2 separate regions of the Homo sapiens genome follow, and region 2 is linked to region 1. The links are chromatin loops, found by intact Hi-C in ENCODE. Cell type or tissue: endothelial cell of umbilical vein. All regions are shown on one strand. Each heading gives the region's core, and the rest is flanking DNA. Links, peaks and the distances in the headings are about the cores only. Region 1 overlaps TM4SF1 (transmembrane 4 L six family member 1). Region 2 has its middle 11 kb from the start of TM4SF18-AS1.

What was found. Hi-C counts contacts between places; a loop is a spot of excess contacts. Peaks named below come from ENCODE experiments on the same cell type or tissue, not always from the same donor. Only the 100,000 strongest peaks of a DNase experiment are listed, where the experiment ranks them.
Region 2: it touches region 1 in a loop (6-fold over the local background); 2 of 110 quality-filtered maps call a loop at or near these places.

The regions. Positions count from the first base shown.
Region 1 is chr3:149,370,062-149,372,984 of GRCh38, forward strand. It overlaps TM4SF1 (transmembrane 4 L six family member 1), which reads right to left. Exons shown (of 5, transcript NM_014220.3): 4 at 1,626-1,806. Among named protein-coding and RNA genes, the nearest start is that of TM4SF1, 6.1 kb to the right of the region's middle. In endothelial cell of umbilical vein, for the core only: a CTCF peak has its summit at 1,344; a DNase peak (open chromatin) is centred at 1,180; H3K4me3 peaks cover 428 bases; H3K27ac peaks cover 2,500 bases.
Region 2 is chr3:149,271,928-149,274,850 of GRCh38, forward strand. It overlaps the pseudogene CPHL1P. Among named protein-coding and RNA genes, the nearest start is that of TM4SF18-AS1, 11 kb to the right of the region's middle. In endothelial cell of umbilical vein, for the core only: a CTCF peak has its summit at 1,408 (motif pointing left); DNase peaks (open chromatin) are centred at 1,384 and 2,504.

The sequences.
Region 1 (2,923 bases), core at 219-2,718:
CCCTTGTCTTCCATGAGTAAAGGCTGCAGAAAGGGCCCATAGAAACTGCAGGATACTGATATTGGGTTGCTTTGAGTGCATTTGTGTGGGGTTTTAATCTTAGGGATTTAAAAGATAATGCCATGGAAGTTTCACACTGGTATGAGCTCAATGTGGGTAACCTTTCAAATTAAATGCTACCGAGTTATGGACCTGACTCTTCTACATGAAAAGACCTGCCCTTTGAAAGTGTCTTTTGTCTTATAAACAAAGGTAACAGATCTTCCCTGTAGTATCTGGGAAGAAGCCATCCCTACAGTGACTCAGCTGGGAAACCTGGTGTATTTACTACCCCAAATCAGAGGAGAGTATCATTCCCTGCCAAATCACTTCAGCCATTTTGGTCATTGGCTCTTTATGCCTGTCCCCAAAACGTACTAAGTGAGTACATTTAGTACAAGTAATCACTTACTTTGAACTCTGCCTTGTATGAAATTCAAGGCTAAAGGTAAGCTGCATGACAGCAATCCCTAGAGGATACTTCTCTGCCCTTCCCCAACCGTACTGCTTGAAAGAAGCTCCATATTGAAGGTTTCCCATTCCCTTATTTTCTTGGAAATTTGCCAAAGAAATTATTAATCTTGCTATACTTGCCTGATAAGGAAAACTAGATTTTCATTTTAACCTTCCCCCAAAATTACAGAAAGTTTCCTTTTATTTTCAGCAAAGTTTTTCATGGTAGCAATGGGCTTTCAGTTTTCATTAGGTTTTTGTCTTATTTTTAAAAGAAAGTTAACAGATCTGGCACCAGAGGAGTAAATGGTTTGAAAAATATAAGACATAAAATAACCCTCTCAAAGATAGGATCAAAGCTGGACTTTCATTAATTCAATAATATATATATTTTAGGAGGATATAGAAACAAGAACTTTCACTGCTACAAACAAATGCATTTTTTTCTCCTAAATCATATCCCCAGGAAACAAGTGCTTCCTGGTTTTCTTTCACAACGAAAGGCTTTTCATGAGCTGCTGTTCAAAGATTGCTAGTGATTCTCCATACTTACTGCTTAGGCATTTTTATGACTCCTTATTAGGAAGGAATTGCAGAAAATCCAACCAAACAGCAAGTGTGGAATACAGGTTAAAAGTAGGAGCTTTTGCACAGAGCGACTCAAGGTTTGAAGCCTGTTATTTCCTGAGTAGGTGATCTTAAGCCTATTGCTTAATATTTGAGTCATATGGGTTTAGCATAGTGCCTGATGCATTGAATGGTTGGCTATTACTTATGTATACTAGTTGGGAATATAACAGCAAACAAAGAGCAGACATCACTTTTTTTTCTGTCTCTGCAGCGAGAGCAGAGGCAGTGAATTAGATCCTGAAGGGAGCGCTGTGTCTATGGGCAGCATGTTCTTGTGTACATAGAGCCAACTGCAAAGAACTAAGACAATCCTGTGACTGTGAGACTCGAGGAAGCTTGTTACTGACAGCTAAAGTGAATGCTATAATTGTGTTGCTACAAAGATGATATCAGAATAAATGCTGGTAGGTCGAGCATGTTTGGTTTTGCCTTTTTCTTTATGATGAAAACAATGGTATATTAACACCAGGGCCAGACTACGACATTTTCATGCAGGTTCTTACCTGTTGGTGAGAGCAGCAAAAGCCACATATGCCTCCAAGCACTCCATTTATTACTTGAATAAGACACAAGATGAATTCAATTCCACCAAGAGCCAAGAGGATAGAAAACAGAGATACATTCCATTCCACAATGTGCTTGGGTTCAGTGCACTCGGACCATGTGGAGGTATCCAGAAGGTACCTGTGGGTAAAAAGAGAAACTTCTGACACACGGTCATACTTGAGGGGATACTTCATAAACTACTTTTGTTTGGTGGTTTTTCATTCAGAAAAAAGGAATGAATTATTCAATATCCTGTGTAAGTTTCTTCCACTGCATGTCATTCCACAAAATGGAGGAATTTAGCCCAGATCCTACTGTAATGATAAACATAAAATTATAATTTATAATTTTTGACCCCAATCTAGGATTACATGGTCAGAAATTCTCACCTTATAATGATATTTATATTCCCTAACAGGCATCTGAATTCTTATAAACAAAAATAAAAATGCAGAACTGTATTTGTGCTGTGTTTAAAGCTAGGTAAGATTCATGTATGTGTAGGAAGTAAACTACGAGCAAATGCGGAAAAATGAAAATAATTCATGTGCTAAAGTAGAGTATGTGTAGGTGTTTTTTAAAACTGTTTTCCAATTTTATTGTTGTTATTGGTATAAAAGATGGGTATTTGTATTCAATATTGAGTGAATATTTAGAAAATACAATCTCTTTAGGCTAGTTTTTTTTTTGAACTTTAAAATATTAATTTAGATCATTTTATTACATCTCAATTTGTTACTGCTGAAAATTATCCAAATTCTGGCAAGTTTGGATATTTAATATGCTGGAATTTTTCAACTGAGACCTTTGGAACAAAGCTATTTTTTGTTTTTAAGGAATAAATTAATTTGCAACAGGAAGCAAATTCATGGGATTAAACCCAACTAATTTGATAGCTCTTTACTTTTTTCTGAGACGGAGTCTGACTCTGTTGCCCAGGCTGGAGTGCAATGGCGCAATCTTGGCTCATTGCAACCTCTACGTCCCAGGTTCAAGCCATTCTCCTGCCTCAGCCTCCCAAAGTGCTGGGATTACAGGCGTGAACCACCACGCCCGGCTGATAGCTCTTCACTTTCATGATGCTGTGCCCAAGAGTTGATAATAGCATGTAGCACACTGCATTTGCTCATTCAACAAAGATTATTGAGCAGTCAGTGTGAGTCTGACACTGAGCCAGAGCTGGGGATATAATGGAGCACAGGGCACGGGCTCTGTCCTGAAAGAGCATAGCTTCTAAAGGAAGAGACAAGTCACA
Region 2 (2,923 bases), core at 191-2,690, 98 kb before region 1:
CAAGGTTTTGTCTCCAGTGACTAATTGGAGCATACTGGGGCCATTCCCCAAGGCAGGGAACACAGAAGGAAGGGAGAGATTCAGGGCAGGAACAAATGACGGGTTTTGGAATATGACGTATTTAGGTACGGATGAAACACCCAAGTAGAGACGCCAAGTTGCCAGGCCTGACTATCAGTAAAGGAGTTTGAACCAAAGTTACAGATTTCAGACTCATTAACCCACAGATGGAAACAAATGACTCAAAATGGATAAGATCCCTCTGTGCGCTTAGATTGAACAAAAGAGAAAAGTGCTTAGGACAGTGGGAATAAAATAGTTATAATATTTAAAAAGTATATAAAAATATAATATTCTATAAAATTATTATCAGTCCCAAATATTTTATAACAGCCTTATATTTAAAACCATAGGGCATAAATCAACATAACTGTAAGTGAGAAAGTCTTTTTCTTTTTCTTTCTTTTTTTTGTAGAGACACAGTTTCACTATGTTGCCCAGGCTGGTCTCAAACTCCTGGCCTTAAGTGATCCTCCCAACCTGGCCTCCCAAAGTGCTGGGATTACAGGCATGAGCCACTGTACCCAACCAAGGAAGGCTTGATGGCAGTTCACATACTTGCCTTTGAGAATGCAAAGCATTAAGTTATCTTACTGTTTAAAAAGAAAAGGGAGAAAGTTTGGAAATGTTCAGACTAGATAGCTAATGTTTAAGTTAAATATAATAAACACATATTCTTTATCTTGCCATTATGCAGTTGAGTTCCTTGCAATTTTGAGAAGGGCAAAAAGCTCTTCCAAAGTTGGTTTAAAAAGTTATCTCCCGGCTGGGCACGGTGGCTCACACCTTTAATCCCAGCAGTTTGGGAGACCGAGACGGGCGGATCACAAGGTCAGGAGTTCAAGACCAGCCTGGCTAATATGGTGAAACCCAGCCTCTACTAAAAATACAAAAAAAAAAAAAAGTTATCTCCCAAGGAATGTAATTTGTAATCATGAGACTATGTGTGTTTGGCATAGGAAACTGCAATTATTAAAATATTTATTGTGGAGAGATGTTTGTTCACCTAAAATTTAAACTTTGATTGTCATAGGAAGTTAAATTTGCTCATTAACTTCATAATTAATCTAGTGCTGTTGCTTTGTTGATCTTGTTTTAATGAACCAAATCAGAATTTTCAAAACTCTATATTCCCTTGCAAGTTAGAAACATATCAGCAAAACTTCCTCCTTGCAAGAATTATTAATAAACTGATGATTCTAACTGATTCACCTTAAAACATAAACACAAAAAGGTGGCAGTAATTTTGAAGGAAGATGGCCGAAGTGAAGTTTATTGGGTTTGACTACCATCTAGTGACCAACCTGAATTATTGGTTGAACTGAGGGTTGGATTTGAGATCGCCATCTAGTGCTCAGAGTCCAAGATGGCAAGTTTCCATTCTTGACTGGAAAACCAAGGTTAAGGCAGGAAAATGGAGTGCCTTGGATAGTAAAATTCCTCTAGGAGAGCAGAGGACAGCCTACCCATTCTGGTTTACTCTTTTACTGCAATGAGATTTTTTTTTAAAGTTACCTCTTTTACAAGTCAGTATTGGTCCAATAAGTCCCGAAGCTACATCTCTTGCAGTGTCTATATGGGAATGGTAAATTCTTGTCACACAATTACTGTCATTGGGGCCAGGTCCCTGATGTTCTTCTACATACCACTTGTAGGTATATTGTTTCCCTGGCTCCAGATATTCATCTTCCTTTTGCAGGCCTGTCGTATTATCAGGATAGATAGCACCTAGAAAACATATTCTGCACTGTGGTTACAGTAAATATTGGATAACACTATTTTGAATGTGACTCGGGCTTCCTCCATTATGCTACTTTGTATTTCTCAAAAAGTGTGCATTTCTCCCCACCATTTCCCAGATTCCTACCTCCCTAAATCCCCTTTAGTTGGCTTCTACCTGAATGCTCAGCTTGGCTGCAGTTTTTAGACTAAATTGGAATGAGGCAGGCAGTATATAATAGGCTATCATCACTCTTACTGATGGATTCAACAAATATTTATTTTGCACCTACCATGTGCCTAGATCTCAGATGCAGAGGTAACCTCTGGACTCCCGAGTTGCCCTCCATATTTTCTTCATTGCCAGTCAGACTTGGGACCCAGGGCATCCAAGGGTGTCCCTGTTACTTCCAAGTAGCCCACTGCAGTCCGAAGGTGGCCCATGCCGTTACTCTGAACTATTACCTCAGTTCTGACTTTGGACCGTTGCTCTCCTTTCTTTCTTCTTCTCTGGCTAAAGTGTTGCCTCAGATCCTTACCCCTCGTGGCTGGATCCTGCTAACTATGAATAAAATTCCTTTATTCAATAAAAGACTTTGAAACATGAGCAGCCTCTGATTCTCTATTCTTCTTTTGGGACCCTCCTGTTCCACACTGAACATGAAGAAATTATGACTGACTGTTTTGTACTTTCTTCCTGCCCAGCGGCCCAGCTGGAACTGGCTCCAGTCATGGTCCAGTTTCCTGAGTCTGTTTCAGTCCAGAGGATTAATTCAAGGCCTGTTTTCTAGTTCTTCTTCATGCTTCCCTGACGGAATCATCAAACCTCAGTTCAAGTTTTGAGAGTTGATTAAAAAGTAAAAAAATAAAGCAAACTCTTGTTAACATTTTTCACATTATATGTCTATAATATAGACTATTTTTCTTTTTTTTTATAGACTATATTTAAAGGGCAATAATCATTGCAAGATGGTCATGTAACATGGCAAAATAATGATGACAGATGAAAGGAATGGCATATGGGATTTCCGCTGCCCTGTATTATCATAGAGCCTCTGTTGGAAGGAGCACGTATGCTATAGGTGGTACTCTTATCAAGTTGGCCTAAAATTCCAGTTTTCTAAAGATTTATGCCAGGCCTTTT